2 separate regions of the Homo sapiens genome follow, and region 1 is linked to region 2. Evidence: chromatin loops called from intact Hi-C (ENCODE). Cell type or tissue: IMR-90. All regions are shown on one strand.

Region 1 (8,000 bases), 290 kb before region 2:
AAGAAAAGCAGAGCCAGAAGCCTTTGCTTTCACATTTAATCCAAGGAAAAAGAAAGAAAACCAATCAGTGAGAAAACTCAAGAATTGGATGGCTGAGGGAGGGAACAGAGGAAGCGCACTGGGGCTGGGACTGAATATGGACAGTGGATGGTAGGGTCCTCACTCTCTTGAGGTCCCTCAAATACAAGAGTCCACAATGGCAGGGAGGGAGAACAGAGTCATAGAGCTGTGGTGGGGGCACACACCTGTTCCAACCCAGCCCCAGCCCTGTTCCAGGTGAGCCAAGGACTGACAGCCTCTGCTAGGTACCTGGGAGGGCTGTGGAGTGAGGGCTCAGGCAGGGGAGGTAGGAGGCTGCTCAGAGAGGAAAGACCGAGAAGAGACAGGAGGGAAGGGCCCCAGGCCTGCCCCTTGAGCATCCCTAGCAGTGAAGGTGCCATGAAGGCCAGGTACCCAACCCATCTCCATCAGAGATGATGGTCATTTGGATCAAGGGGGCAGAAGCAGCTGCAACAACAGATCTTCCCCTGCCTCTACCCTCAAATCCCCCAGAGAAGGTAGGAAATGGCAAGTGACCCTATAGCCTCAGGTCAGCAAGAAAACACCCCATTTCCTTCCCACTCCCTTAGGCTGAGGGTGATGCAAGGCAGAGCTGAATCAGGATGAAAGGACACTGACTAAGGGAAAAGAGGAGCAGGAGAATGAGTGTGTAGTATACGCAGAGCCACACCAACGAGATGGGGGCAGGCCTGGCCTTTCCACCCCATGTGTATAGTCTATGCAAATGCAAATGAGATTCCTAGTATAAGAAATATATTCTAACATTTGTAATAAATATTCTGTTTATTCTCCTTCCCCTTCCCTAGGAAATGGGCACACAGTGGTTCAGGGGCCAGCTTTGGCTGACGCTGCAGCGAAGACTAGTTAGACACTTGGAAGAACTGGGAGGCACAAGGGTTTGGACTCAGGGTGTCACAGGTTGTCCCCTCTGAGGACAGGCTCCCCCCGGAAGGAATGCAGAGAATAATGAAGGATGAGATGCCCAAGTACATCTAGGACAGCATTCTTTCTTAAAGGGAGTCTCCTATTTTACAAAACTGCCCTCCCCAAGTTATGGCAGGGGGGCATTTAGGGTAGGGGGACAATAAGACAAGGGAGGAGACATCAGGAAAGGACCAGGGCTTTGGAGTCTGGGATCAGGGTATTATAAGAAATGAGGGCTGATGGGGAACCCCCAGAAAGGGGCCCCAAAGAGTGACCTCCAAAACAAAACCCTTTGCTTCCTCCCCAAATTAAACCTGACACACACACACACACACGCACGTGCACACGCACACACATACACACAACCTGGTGCCAGAGGCACAGACAGGTGCCGAACATGCACGTGGAACCACAGGTTGTACAGACTACAGTGTAAATGGCGCCTCTGGAGTTGTGTGTGAGGAACCTCCTGGAGGGCAACTGTCCTTCAAGCCCAGGCTCCCAAGGTCCCCTCTGCACTCCTCCTTAGCCCCTCCAACCCAGCAGCCCTGATGCAAGTGGGCTACCTGGACCTGGCTAGACAGAAAACCAAATGGACCAAGGTCAAGGACATAGAGCTCAGACCTGTGCCTGCTGTGGGCCATGGAGAGCTTGGGGCTCTTCAGTTGGTAACAGCAGGTTGTCACAGGGCTCAGCCCTCCATCCTGCCCCTACCTGGGCTGAGCCCACTGGCCCCTGCCAGCCTGGCCCTGTGGGGAGCAGGGCTGACCTGTCAGGACACATTGGAGAAATCTGGAGAAACTTCGGCAGTGAGAAGCTGTGGATGAGGGAAGGACCGAGCAGCATCTGCCCTGCGACCCTGTCCCTTTCCAAAGGAGCTGGGAGCTGCAGTGCTCTGCAGCTGTGGCCACTAGCTCTCACTCTGACTCCTCCAGCCTTCAAGATGGCACCAGGCTGGCACCACCACCCGGGCCTGCCTGGCTGCCAGCGGGCCACACATTCCCCTGGTCACACGGAAACAGCCCAAGGCCTGTTCCTCCGACACAGGGGTGAGAGGTGGGAGGAGTCCAGGAATGGGGTGGGTGTGGCCAGTCCAGAGGAGAACTGGTGACTGGGGAGGGGTGGCAGGGGGCAGTGTGCCTACTGACCATGTGGTCCCAAAGCAGCTTTTCTCTTCTCTGTACTGACCATTATGGAGGTGACTCTGACACATTCCTGGGCATAGCTTGGCCCTCAGAGATATCTGGTGACCAATGGGCATCAGGAGTGGGCAGCACCTGGGCACAAGGTACCCCATGAATGCCCACCTCCCTGGCAGTGCACGCCTCTGTGCTGAAGCCAGACTTAGGGCCTGCTGGGAGCTGTTACCCAAGGACAGCCAGATATGGGGGCTAAGGATTGTGGCAGGGGGTCACAGGTCAGGAGGGGGATGGATTCAGGTTCTGGGTTTCAACACAGAGTGAGCCAAAGACCAGGTGAACAGGCTCAGTACACCCAGCTGACAGGCACCCACTGGGGCTCTGTCCGTAGCTTCTCCATGGCTGTCTGGAGCTCGCGGAAGGTCCTCTCCAGGTTGCTATTGACCAGGCAGAGGTCAAAGTAGTGCCCGTAGCCCCGCTGGATGCGGCTGCTCTCCTCCACTGTCCGTCTCAGGTCCGCCTCCTGCCCAGGCACAAGGGGACCTCCCTACAGTCAGTGCCCACAACTCACCCCCACTGTCAGAAGGAGCTACAGCTGCCCCCACTCCCCCTCCCCAAAGCCCAACCCTGGTGTGGACTCCCTGGCTAGGGAGGCAGGGGCCCCTCTCTGCGTGCCTCAAAGTGGCTCACCATCAACCACAGATGGTGAGTGAAAGGGAGGAAATAAGCTTTAATAACTGCCAATCACACCCCTAAATGCTTTGCATGCCACATAATCTTCACTACAGCTCTGCAAGATAGGATTAATTCTTTCCCATTTATAGCAGAGAAAATGAAGGTATAAAAAGGTCACATAGCCAGTCAGTGGCTAAACAGGGTCTGCCTGACTCTCAAGCCAGTGCTCCCTCAAGTCTGACTAGGCTGCCTTACCTATGCAGCTAGACAGGCTGGTACCAGGGCAATCCACAAGTACCCAGGGCAACCCCACCCTCGACCCAGTGGAAGCTGGATGGGCAGGGGTGAGGAAGGGTACTTGACAACTGACTTAAATAAGCTGAAGCTAGCTGCATCCCAACAGCTCCAGTTGGCCACACCTGTTGCCAAGGAGGAGGTGCCCAGAATGGGGATCAGGCAAAGGTCCAGAGCTCCTTAAGGGGGTCATTGGCAGAAGGGTGCCAGCCTAGACAGCCTCTCCTGGGCCCCAGGCACGCTCTGACCTGGGGCCGGAATGCTGCAGCACCAGGCATGGCCAGCAGAGGGACCCCTGCGCTCAGAGCGCCGCAAACCCTCCACCTCCTGGGAAGGCGCAGCAAGACATAGGAAGGAGGATGGGGCTGGAGTTCTGCAATGAGGCCTTGAAGCCTCTCCTCCAGGCGCTGCCTGCTCCCTGACGCTGACTCAGCCCTCCAGCCAGCCTTCCCGCCTCTGGCTTTCTCCTACCCTTCAGCTTTCCCCCAGCTGTAAGCAACCCAAGCTCACCTGGCCCACCTCCAGCCCACCTCTCCCAGTTGCCCTCGGGAACTCTCTCTGGCCAGCACTCTGTCTCTGCAGAGTGGGCTGAGCCGGGGGCCTTGAGTCAGAAGCACATGTATCCCAGGCTAGGTGTGTGCCTGGCTCACTCTGAGACTTTGGACTTCCTCTCTCAGACCTCCCCTTCCACATCTATGCAGGGGGGACCACGTCCTGCCTCACTGATAACTGGAGCAGGCCCCTGTCCCTCCCCAACACCACCTCCTTCTCTCTGTCAGCTCAGGCCTGTCCCCCACCACCCTAGGCAGCTATCAGACCCCTCCCCCACACCTCAGAGCCCTCACCGTGAGCTGCTTGGTGGATATTCCACTCTCCAGCGCAGCCCTGTTCATGGCCCGCAGGGTCTCGAAGTCTGGGGCCTCGATGAACACCACGTAAGGGACAAACTCGGCCGTTCGTAGCACCTTCACCGCCTGCAGAAGGAGAAGGCAAGGTAGGGAGTATATCCCCATGTCTGTCCTAGGAACCAGAGAAAGGCTGTGAGGGTAACTGGGGTTGGGGTGAGCACTTGGGAGTGGATGAGAAAAGGGTGCCCGGGGGTCTGGGACATGAGTCCTGGGACAAATGACAAACAGCTGGCAGGTGGCTGGGGTGACTGGAGGAGACTAGAGGAGGAGTGGGGACTCTGGAAGGCTGAGAAAGGTTCCAGGTGGGCTGGGTTTCTAGCAGTAGTTGAGGGCAAAGGGGGTACATGGGCGTGTTCAGGTGACAGGTGTCTGGAACTATATGGGGGAGCAATGAGGCAGCAGAGAGGACATTGGGCAGGCTGGGAAGGAGCAGAGTGGCGGTACCTGGGGGTTGACATCCAGCACGCACACCTTCCCAGCAGCGACCACGCCCCGGATGGAGTCAATACGTGTGCCATACAGGTTGCCCTCGTATTCGCCATGCTCCAGGTAGCGCCCAGCACGGACGTCAGCCTCCATCTCCCCACGGGACACAAAGCTGTAACCCTGACCTTCCCGCTCTGAGTCTTTCGGCCGCCGGGAGGTGTCTAGGGGGATGGGGGTAGGTTGGACCAAATGGGCAGGGGCAGGTTACAGTGCCTCAGACACATATATGCACCCCTACCCAGGCCCCCGTTTCCCAGCCTTGGAGGTGCAGTCTGCTCCCCATCTTGCCAGCACTGCTGCCTTTGCACACACCTGCCCCCCACTCTCCCCATTGGCACACACAGAGACATGAGCTGGTAATCATGGTCCAGCCCAGAGCCCACAGAAGAGAGGCTGAGGTCCAGAAAGGGCAATGTACAGCCCAAAGCCACACAGCAAGAGCCAAGCAGACCAGGGCAGTGCTCTTAGTCCTGCCTCTGGCAGCCAGGAGCTTCCACCACCCCCGCTGTTTCTGCCACTAAGAAGCCCTGTCTTCCACAAGGCTACACACATGCAGCTCGTAGCCTGTTTCACCCGGGTGCACAGCTGGGCACTCACTTTCTTCATGGCTTTTAGCAAGTGAAACAAGAGAAGGAAAGTGGACGCCAGCCCAGCCCGCTAGGCCACCTGTTGGCTGGACACCTCCCTCACCCTTCCTGAGCCTGAAGTTCCCCTAACCACCCACAGAGGGCGTGCACCCCAACCCGTGTACCCAAAGGTACCACCTGGCCTGGTGCCCATGAAGATGCCCATTCGGTGGGCCCAGCCCTGGCCCCAGGGGAGCCCTGCTCCTTGTCCCCAACTCAGCAGGGCCCAGCTCCCACTCACAGGGCACCGTGGTGCCATAGCGATCTGGATCCCACATGATGAGCTTGTTCTTCAGGCTGCGCCGTCCCACGCCCTGAGCCCCAATCAGTACCAGGGTTTTCCGGCGGAACGGGGGCATGCGGGCCACCTCCTCATAAATGAGCAGCTCATGACGGTCAAACTCTGGACACAGGGAGATGGCGCTGCTCACCAGGCTGCACGGTGAGGGAGGGGCGGAGCTCTCAGGGAGGCTGAGGGCAAGAGGGCTTGGAACAGGGGAGCAGGGGGGAGTCGGGCAGGGCCTAGGGACACGGCTGGCAGCATCTGAGCCAGGCACACGTCGTCACAGGTGATGGGTGGGGACAGGGAAAGGCATGCCATGTTAGAGGAGGGTAAGGGAGGGGGCGCTCTGATACCCACCTGCATTCTTGGTGGTCAAATACATCATTCGCTTCTTTTTCTTTCCTGAAAGGCTGCCGCATAGGGTCCCTGGCCATAGGGAGATGGGTGAGTGAGGCAGACAGGGCCCTGTTGGATCCCAGATTGGAGGTGTGGGGTAGGGGGGACCTCCTACCTGAGTTTGGTGTCAGCTCCAGGTCCCTCTTGACAAATGCTTTCCGCTTCTCCTCCAGCAGCTGGCTGGGAATGAGCCCAGCACTGCCCCCTTCGACATGGCATGCCTAAAACGGACATGAGACCAAGATCTGCCTGAGCAAGAGGACCCCTCCCTGTGCCCTCGCCCTCCCATGCACCATACCTGGAGAGATGCGGGGGTGCCCGCAGCTCACCTGCCACCAGTTGGCATCATCCTGGTTTACGATCTGGAGCAAGTCCCCGGCGTTGAAGCGCAGGCCTGCTTCCTTGCAGGGGATGAGGCTGTCTCGGGCCGGGTCATAGTCAAAGTGACATTTCACAAATACCTGGGCCCAGGAATCAGCAAAGGGTCGGGGGAAGGGTCAGCAGAAGGCTGCAGGTGGAGGTCTACCCCATGCCCCCTCTTTTCACAGAGACTAAGGGGCAATGGAACTGTCCCCCTGCAGGAGTGATGCCTCCAGGCCTGCCCATGCTCCTCCCTGGTGCCAACCTCCCTTTGCATCTAGTACTACAGGATTCAGATCTCAGGACCAAGGATGCGGGACCACCAAGTAGGGCACAGGACCCTGGCACCTAATCCTGGATCCCTCCCTCCACTCACCCTCTCCCCTTGGAGAAGGGCTCTGGTGGAGGGCGAGAGACCCAATAGGATAGGGAGACAGAGCAGCCACACCCCCAGAATTGACCAACCAGGAGACAGCTATCCAGGACATATGACAACCCCACCCTGCGCACGCGCACAAACGTGAAGAACGCTGACCATAATGCAGGCGCTCTCTCATACACTTGTACCCCAGGCTGTGGCTGCGTGCATAATACCAGCCAATGTGGGAGCATGTGCAGGTGCAGCAGCGGCAGAGGCCTGTCGGCGGCTGCGGTCAGCTGCCCCTGGGCTGCAGGTCCCACCCCCATCTTCCCTGGAGGAAACCAGTAGGAGAGGAGGGCCTCCGTGAGACCTGCAACCTTGACAGCCAGGAGGCTCAGCCATCCCTTGGGCCTTGTGCTGGGTGAGGGGCCCACCTGGCGGGGCAGATGGGGCTCCTGGTAGCTGGGCAGGATCTTGAGGATGACACTGCCACTGGCATTGCGCAGGAGCTCCTGCAGTGCGCGGGGGTCACTGCCCACTGGCTGCCCGTTCACCTCCTTGATGATGTCACCCACATGCAGCAGGCCTTGTTGAGCCACCATGCCCCCATGCAGAATGCGCGCGATCACCAGCTCGCCGCCCTCCACGCGGAACGTTACACCCTGGAGGTCAGAGGGAGTGTAAGATGAGGCCCCAATTGCTCCAAGTCAGAATCTTCAAATAGTCTCCTAATAGCTCCTCCATTCCTGTCCCTACCCACCCACCCCCACCCTCACAAAGTCCTCCTCCATCCTTCTGCCTAAATTCTTCACTTACAGCAGGTACTAATGAGGGGAGAGGTGGGCAGACTGGAGAGGTGCGGACACAGGTGTGTGTGCAGTGTCTATGGTCTCCTGGGTCTTCCCCCGACCCTTTGCTGCATCAATCCTTCCCTGCACAAAGCTGGCCCCATCTTCATCTTCAGACCACACTTGGCCTTTTTTGTCCGTTCATTGGTTATTCTCAATCCCCCCACCCTCACCAGCACCACCTCTGGCCCTGCCCAGTCCTCACCAGATGTTCTCCGGCTGTCTTGCGGATGCCCACCATGCGCACAGCATCGGGAGGTACAGGCTGGTTGCTGAATGTAGGGTCCAGGCCAGGGCTGGGGGGTGGTGTCTCATAGGTCTTTGAGGCCACAGAGTCGTGCGTCTCCAGGAGGGACTGGGGGGTGGTGGGAAGAGAAGGGACAATGGGGCAGTGTCCCGGGTCTCTTCCCATCCCAGATCCAACTTCCTGCTGGCCCATCCAACAGCAGCATGCCCCAGTCCACCCACCTCCTGCTCCCTCACCCCAGCCCTAGCAGCCAGGAACCTGGAAGTGGGGCTCCTGGAGGATGTGGGCCAGCTCGGCGGCTGTGCTGCTCTGCTCAGCCAGCTGCGCCAGGTCCCGCAGGATCTCCTGCACCAGCTCCAGGTTGTTGTCTCTCACGGCCTCCAGCTTCGTCTC
Region 2 (8,000 bases):
AGAATATCTACACAGGTTTTTGTTTTTTTTTTTTCTTTTTGAGATGGAGTCTCGCTCTGTTGCCCAGGCTGGAGTGCAGTGGCACAATCTTGGCTCACTGAAAGCTCTGCCTCCCGGGTTCACACAATTCTCCTGCCTCAGCCTCCCGAGTAGCTGGGACTACAGGCGCCCGCCACCATGTCCAGCTAATTTTTGTATTTTTAGTAGAGACGGGGTTTCACCTTGTTAGCCAGGATGGTCTCGGACTCCTGACCTTGTGATCCGCCCGCCTCGACCTCTCAAAGTGCTGGGATTACAGGCGTGAGCCACCGCACCCGGCAGTTTATTTGGAATTCTTCTGCATGGGAGATTTGCCTATTCTCCCTTATTTATTCATTCATCCATTTATATCAGCATGGACTTACAGGTATTTATTTTATACTTTGGGATATGATCTCAAACTACTTAATTTTGTTGCCAAGTGTGGCCAGGCGTGGTGGCTCACACCTGTAGTCCCAGCACTTTGGGAGGCCGAGGCAGGCGGATCACGAGGTCAGGAGATCAAGACCATCCTGGCTAACACAGTGAAACCTTGTCTCTATTAAAAATACAAAAAATTAGCCAGGCATGGTGGCGGGCGCCTGTAGTCCCAGCTACTTGGGAGGCTGAGGCAGGAGAATGGTGTGAACCCCGGAGGCGGAGCTTGCAGTGAGCCGAGATCGCGCCACTGCCTCCAGCCTGGGTGACAGAGCGAGACTCCATCTCAAAAAGTAAAATAAAATAAAATTTTGTTGCCAAGCAACTCTTCATTGCTGTGACTTCTCTGTACCAATTTTCGGACTAGAGGTGGACAAGAGGCATGGGTGGGGTGTAAAAGGTCTAATTATACCAAGTTGCCAACCTTGTTTTCCTTTCTGGAAGGAGGAGTTGGGAAAACTCTCCCAACTCATGGGCAAGAGGAGGCAGGTTAAAGAGCCCGGTTTGGGCCAGGTGTGGAGGCTCATGCCTGTAATCCCAGCACTTTGGGAGGCCGAGGTGGGAGGATCCCTTGGGCCCAGGAGTTCAAGCCCAGCCTGAGCAAGGTGGTGAGATGCTATCTCTTGAATAAGTAAATAAAATAATAAATAGCCCTGTTTGACAGCCAGCCCCTCCTGCCTTAGCCTCAGCCTGCACTAAGCAGCTAGGAGACAGAGGCCTTCCATGGGCATGGGCTTGGCACTCCTCTGGGGGGAAGCGTTAATCTCCTTTTCCCAAAGAGGCTGATCCCATGGATTCCAGTTTTGTTGTTGTTGTTGTCGTCGTTTTAGAGACATGGTCTCACTCTGTCACCAAACTGGAGTGCAGTGCAGTGGTGTGATCATGGCTCACTGCAGCCTCGATCTCCTAGGCTTAAGCAGTCCTCCCATCTCAGCCTCCCAAGTAACAGACTACTGGTGCGTGCCACCACGCCTAGCTAATTAACAACATTTTTCTGTAGAGATGGAGTCTTGCTGTGTTCTCCAGACTGGTCTTGAACTCCCGGGCTCAAGTGATCCTTCCCACCTCAGCCTCCCAAAGTGCTGGGATTACAGGTGTGAGCCACAGTGCCCCACTGGATCCCAGTCTTAAGGCTGAAGTGAGTAAGTGCTTTGAGAACTCCATGTTCACTTACCTGCTGATTACAGCAGGGCCCTGTTCTAGAGGCTTTTGTGCCACAAGGCCAGGGCAAGAAGGGGCTAATTCCCCTGCACCCTGGTCCCTTCACATTCCCATTGGGTTTTTCTACCTGAACCTACCATACATTTCCTTCTCTCCCACCTTCCACTCCCTGCTAACTCCCCATCTACACTGGGATCTTCCTGCACCTAAACCCCCACAGCTGGGAGTGGCAGCATGCACCTGTAGTCCCAGCCACTTGGGAGGCTGAGGTGAGAGAATCACTTGAGCCTAGAAGATTGAGACCAGCCTGGGCAACATAGGGAGATTTCGTCTCTAAAAAAATAAAAGCTCCCCTCTGCCCTGGGCCTATTCCCCATTCTTGACACCCATGAGCCCCGGTCCCCCTGCTCAGTCCTGATCAATCCCACGCTCACATCCTGGCTTCTTGTGTGCTTCACTACCCCACAGGCTCTGAGATCCCAGAAGGCAGGCTGGGCATCTGATCACCTGGCCCTGTTCCCTCCAGGTTGAAGTCAAGGCCTCCTTTCTCTGCCCTCAGGAAGCTAACTCTACAGACAAGGGGACTGAATACAGTGGTATCTTGGGACTAAGCTGTTAGGGTACCTAGCTCCTTCAGGTCTGTGTGGCAAGAAGGCAGGGGAGGGGCTAGGCTATGACTCTTGTGTGCCTCAGGGAGGAAGGGGACACCCACCTGCCTTGGCCTCTCTTGGTCTCACCCAGCCTTGCCAGATTCTCAACCCTGGGAACCCAGCTGTGGGTGCCCAGCCAGGCCGTTGATGTGGCAATTAACACACCAAATGGGTGCCAACAGGGTTCATCAAGGCTGCATTTATAGAGGCATCTTTCTCTGAGGACCTCCAGGCTTTGCTTTGTATGATCTAATTCCTCCTCTGGGATCCCCCACCCTGGACTGCCACCAAGAGGCTGGAGCCAGGCAGAGAGTAGGTGAACAGTAGAGTAGGGGCAATGCCGGAAAAAGCCCAGGCTGCTGCCACCCACTTGGGCGGGCGGGTGGATGGATGTTTGCTCTGGCAGAGAACAGGGACCTTCGTTCAATGCACTACACATAAGAGGCCCGCCTGCCATGAGCCAAGTGCTCTGACTGCCAGGGCCTGCTCTGGAGCCCACATCCAGCATGGCAGACCCACATCAACAGCATAGATAGGTGCTTTACAGCGTGCCCCTGAGTCCTTCAGGAGTGCAGATTGGGCAGTGGCTGGAACTATAAGAGTCAGGCAATGGGTTGCTGAAGAGACCTCTCAGAGCAGGTGACCTTAGGGGTAGATCCTCAGGAAGGTGTTGAGGGAATTCTGAGCTAAGGGAATGGCCTGACAGGGAACGGTTGTGGGGAGCCGTGCGTGATGAGGATGCCTACCCTACGTGAGTGGCATGGGGCCAAACCAAGGAATTGGGGGCTTAGTTGAAAAGGGCAGGCCAGGTGCAGTGGCTCACACCTGTAATCCCAGCAATTCAGGAGGCTGACTTGGGAGGACTGCTTGAGGCCAGGATTTGGAGCCCTATTTTAAAAAAATGAAAGGACAGGTATTGGAAGGCAGCAGAAGTTTTTAAGCAAGGGAATTAACCATTTTAGACAGATCATTCCGGCAGCGGAGCAGAAGGGATATGGCCAGAGGAAGAAACACCAGGTGAAAGACTGAGTTGATCCAGGTTTAAGGCATTACATCGAGGGGCTGAACTTGAGACAGTCCCTGAAAATGTAAGAACAGGAGCTAGAACTTGCTTATGGGAAGGGCCTAGGGAGAGGAAGAAATAAAAGATCACTGGGCAAGGTGCTGCTGCAGGGCCAGGAGGCAGGACAGGCAGCGGGAGAAGGGCCAGGAGGAGCCCCAGATGCAGAGGGGACAGACCAGCCCTGCCTGCAGGCCGCTGTGCACTGAGTGAGCTCAGGGTGAGCAGAGCTTTTGAGCCCTCCCCTTCCCCAGCTTGGCAGGCACACCAGCTTGTGTGGTTTCACGGCTTCATTCCTCCCCCTAGAGGCTCCTGGAAGCACAGCTGCTTTCTCCTAAGAGTGAACAGGTCTGTGGCTTAAACATCTTAGGTCCATTCCCAGAGTTTCCAGCTCAACCCCTTGGCTCTCCTCAGGCCGGCCATGTGAGCCCCCTTAGCAGCTGGGTTAAAAAAATAAATCAAGGATGATTGAAGGTGCTGGGAGCTGTGGCTCACGCCTGTAATACCAACACTTTGGGGGGCCGAGGCGGGCAGATCGCCTGAAGTCAGGAGTTTCAGACCAGCCTGGCCAACATGGCGAAACCGACTACTAAAAATACAAAAATCGGCCGGGCGCGGTGGCTCACGCCTGTGATCCCAGCACTTTGGGAGGCCGAGGCGGGCGGATCACGAGGTCAGGAGATCGAAACCATCCTATTCTTGGCTAATACGGCGAAACCTTGTCTCTACTAAAAATACAAAAAATTAGCCAGGTGTGGTGGCAGGCGCCTGTGGTCCCAGCTACTCGGGAGGCTGAGGCAGGAGAATGGCGTGAACCCGGGAGGCGGAGCTTGCAGTGAGCCGAGGTCGCGCCACTGCACTCCAGCCTGGGTGACAGAGCGAGACTCCATCTCAAAAAAAAAATAATAATAAATAAAAATACAAAAATCAGCTGGGCATGGTGGCATGCACCTATAATCCCAGCTACTCAGGCAGCTAAGGCAGGAGAATCACTTGAACCCCAGGAAACGGAGGTTTCAGTGAGCCGAGATCACCCCACTGCACTCCAGACTGGGTGACACCATGAGAAAAAAAAAAAAAGGATGATTGAAGGCAGTTTCTACAGACTAGTCTGTCCTGCTTGGAGAATGGGGGAGGCTGCCAGGTGGCTGCAGCAGCTGAAGGCAAAAAGTGTACCATCTTTTTTTTTTTTTCTTCTTTTTTTAAGAGATGGAGAGGCAGGGGGTGGTGGCTCACGCCTATAATCCTAGCACTTTGGGAGGCCGAGGCGGGCAGACCACGAGGTCAGGAGTTCGAGACCAGCCTGGCCAACATGGTGAAACCCTAAATTAAATCTCTACTAAAAATACAAAATTTAGCTGGGCATGGTGGCGGGTGCCTATAATCCCAGCTACTCAGGAGGCTGAGGCAAGAGAATCGTTTGAGCCCGGGAGGCGGAGGTTGCAGTGAGCCAAGATCGTGCCATTGCACTCCAGCATGGGAGACAGGGTGAGACTCTGTCTCAAAAAAAAAAAAAAAAAAAAAAAAGATATAGGTCTCACTGTGTTGCCCAGGATTGTCTCAAACTCCTAGGCTCAAGCAATCCTCCTGTCTTGGCCTCCCAAAGTGCTAGGATTACAGGCATGAGCCACCATTCTTGGCCCAAAGCACACCATCTATGTGGGGTCCTGGCTCTGCCTCTCACAAACTGTGACCTTGAGCCAGTAGATTACTTTGTTAAGCCTTAAATTCCTCATCTGTAAAACAGAGATAAGACCACCCATCTCAGGGGCATTCAACTGTGATAATTTCATTTATTGTCCAAACCAAGTTTACTAATTATTGGGTGGGCTGGGAAGTATGATCCCCTGGGTGAAGGTGGATATGAATGTGATTTAAACACCGTGAAACTCTGTGCATATGTACAGAGTTATTGCTGTTACTGCAGATGCTGGGAAGAGCTGCTCACCTTCTCAGTAACTCTGCCTTGACCTCCCCTTACCTCCTGTGCTGAGGTCAGCCCTCTCTCCTCCACGTGGGCCAATGGTGGCTCCTGCCCTCCAGCCAACATCAGAGAGGCTGGAGGCACCTTGTCTTCCTCCCAGCCCTGCCCATCTCCATGACTGACCTTTTTGCGCACCCTGGACCTTGCCAACCCAAGATGCTCGCTCTAGAGATGAAGGTGGATGCAGATGCTGGGGTTCGGGGGTGGCCTCAGCTGAGGGCCTGCTGACCAACCAAAGGGTATCGGCAGGGGCAGGGGCTGGCCCTCACCCTGGGCTGGGGGTTGGGCCAGCAGCTTCTCAGCACCAGGATCATGACTCTGAGCAAACCATGTTTACCAGAGCAGCAAAGGACCTATTTATAGCCTCAGCTGCTGCTTTCTCTGGCTCACGGTGGCGGGGGCAGGGTGGCTCCTCAGAGCAAGGGAGGTAGTCGGGTCGAGGGAACCTGGCTCTGCCCAGGTGCCACTGCCCAAACCCCTGGGCCCCATCCATGGCAAGAGAGACCTTCCCCTTCACCTCCTCCATGCTGCGCTCTCTCCGCCTGCAGCAGGAGTGGCTGGAATGGGAGGACCGGCGGCGGGCGGCTGCCCAGCAGTGCCGGAGCCGCAGGTGCCCGTCAAGTCCCCGGGCCCGACTCACTAGGCCTCACCGTTCCTGCCGAGACCCAGCTGTCCACCAAGCCCTCTTCTCCGGCAACCTGCAGCAGGTCCAAGCCCTGTTCCAAGATGAAGAGGCCGCCAACATGATTGTGGAGACTGTGAGCAACCAGCTGGCCTGGTCGGCTGAACAGGGTAGGGGGCACCAGAAGAGGGCAGAAGAGGAGGGAGAAAGAAGGGGAGTGGGTGGGGAAGGGGGAGAGTCTAGGCCCCTCCTTCCCTGCAGACCACAGACTATAGCAGCCCTTTCCACCACCTATCCTAGCTCCCTCCTAAACAGAGATGAGGCAGGGTTAGCAGTCTGTATGTCTTTTAAGAATTAAAAGTTGACCGGGCACAGTGGCTCACGCCTGTAATCCCAGCACTTTGGGAGGCCAAGGCAGGCGGATCACGAAGTCAGAAGTTTGAGACCAGCCTGACCAACATGGTAAAACCCCATCTCTACTAAAAATAGAAAAATTAGCCGGGCATGGTGGTGCGCACCTGTAATCCCAGCTACTCAGCAGCTGAGGCAGAAGAATCACTTAAACCCGGGAGGCGGAGCTTGCAGTGAGCCAAGATAGCGCCACTGCATTCCAGCCTGGGGGACAGAGCGAGACCCTGCCTAAAAAAAAAAAAAAAAGAGACAAGGTCTCACTATGTTGCCCAGGCTCATCTCGAACTCCTGAGGTCAAGTGATCATCCCGCCTTGGCCTCCCAAAGTGCTAGGATTACAGGTGTGAGCCACCACCCCAGGCCCCAAGGTGAACAAGCCTTTGACACTATTAGCCATTCAAAGACGCTGAGATTTCCTTAATGGGAGTCACTCTACTTAGTTGGCCCCTGTGGTTTTATACAGCAATTAATTTTTTTATGACACATACTATGTTTTGTTACAGATTGATAAGCTGTATTAAAAGGCTGTTCCAATTTATTCTTCCACTTCAGGACTTGAATAAGCCCCCTTCCACAGGTACAGCCTGGCAGTGTTTGTGCTCAGCAAACCATGCAGAGGGAAGGCCAGTGTCAGCTGTCAGCTGGAACCAGCATCCCCACTCCCTGCCCTGCCCTGTCTTATACACCACCTCCCAAAACTATTTGCTCTCCCTAGGGTTCTGGGTGCTGACCCCCAAGACCAAGCAGACGGCACCCCTCGCCATCGCTACAGCCCGAGGCTACACAGACTGTGCTCGACACCTGATCCGGCAGGGAGCTGAGCTGGATGCCCGTGTCGGGGGTCGCGCTGCCTTGCATGAGGCCTGTGCCCGAGCCCAGTTTGACTGTGTGCGGCTGCTGCTGACCTTCGGAGCCAAGGCTAATGTGCTGACTGAGGAGGGCACGACTCCTTTGCACCTCTGCACGATCCCCGAGTCCTTGCAGTAGGTGCCTGGGGGCTGAGACAGTTTGGGGAGAAATGTGTGTGTGTGTCTCCAGCTCACAAGGCCAGAAGAGGGAACCTGACAACCACATGCAGCTTTGTGGTTCATAAAGCACCGCATATACACATCTTCACAATAACCTGGAGACACCTCATCCTACAGATGAGAAAAATGAAGCTCAGAAAGGCTTAGTAACTTGTCCAAGGTCACATCTGCTAAGCCCAGGAGGCAGAAGCCCTGTTGCTTTTTGGGAAAACTCTGTTCCAACTGCAGTCTCCAATACCCTGTGAATCCTTTGTAGCCAAACCTAGCTGTTTTTTTTTGTTTTTTGAGACGAAGTCTTGCTCTGTTGCCCAGGCTGTAGTGCAGTGGCGTGGTCTCAGCTCACTGCAACCTCTGCCTCCTGGGTTCAAATGCCTCAGCCTCCCAAGTAGCTGGAATTACAGGTGTGTGCCACCACACCTGGCTAGGTTTTGCATTTCTAGTGGAGATGGGGTTTTGCCATGTTGGCCAGGCTGGTCTTGAACTCCTGTCCTCAAGTGATCCACCCACCTTGGCCTCCCAAAGTGCTGGGATTACAGGCGTGAGCCACCATGCCCAGCCCAAATTCCTAGTTGTTTTGAGGTATTAAGAAAGATCTGGCCAGGTGTGGTGGCTCACACCTGTAATTCCAG

What was found. Peaks named below come from ENCODE experiments on the same cell type or tissue, not always from the same donor. Only the 100,000 strongest peaks of a DNase experiment are listed, where the experiment ranks them.
Region 1: a loop joins it to region 2, with 11 times the contacts of the local background. A loop is called at or near these places in 5 of 110 quality-filtered maps.

The regions. Positions count from the first base shown.
Region 1 is chr17:43,875,338-43,883,337 of GRCh38, forward strand. MPP2 (MAGUK p55 scaffold protein 2) reads right to left here. Exons shown (of 13, transcript NM_005374.5): 4 at 7,866-8,000; 5 at 7,566-7,715; 6 at 6,947-7,174; 7 at 6,121-6,252; 8 at 5,907-6,012; 9 at 5,753-5,821; 10 at 5,354-5,515; 11 at 4,445-4,647; 12 at 3,938-4,066; 13 at 23-2,646. The coding sequence ends at 2,470. Among named protein-coding and RNA genes, the nearest start is that of MPP2, 28 kb to the right of the region's middle. RefSeq lists enhancers at 3,244-3,538, 6,410-6,911, 6,912-7,411. In IMR-90, CTCF peaks have their summits at 3,383 (motif pointing right) and 5,195; a DNase peak (open chromatin) is centred at 3,454; H3K27me3 peaks cover 546 bases.
Region 2 is chr17:44,164,988-44,172,987 of GRCh38, forward strand. It overlaps ASB16 (ankyrin repeat and SOCS box containing 16), which reads left to right and starts at 5,717. Exons shown (of 5, transcript NM_080863.5): 1 at 5,717-6,103; 2 at 7,059-7,326. The coding sequence starts at 5,803. In IMR-90, a CTCF peak has its summit at 3,632 (motif pointing left); a DNase peak (open chromatin) is centred at 3,614.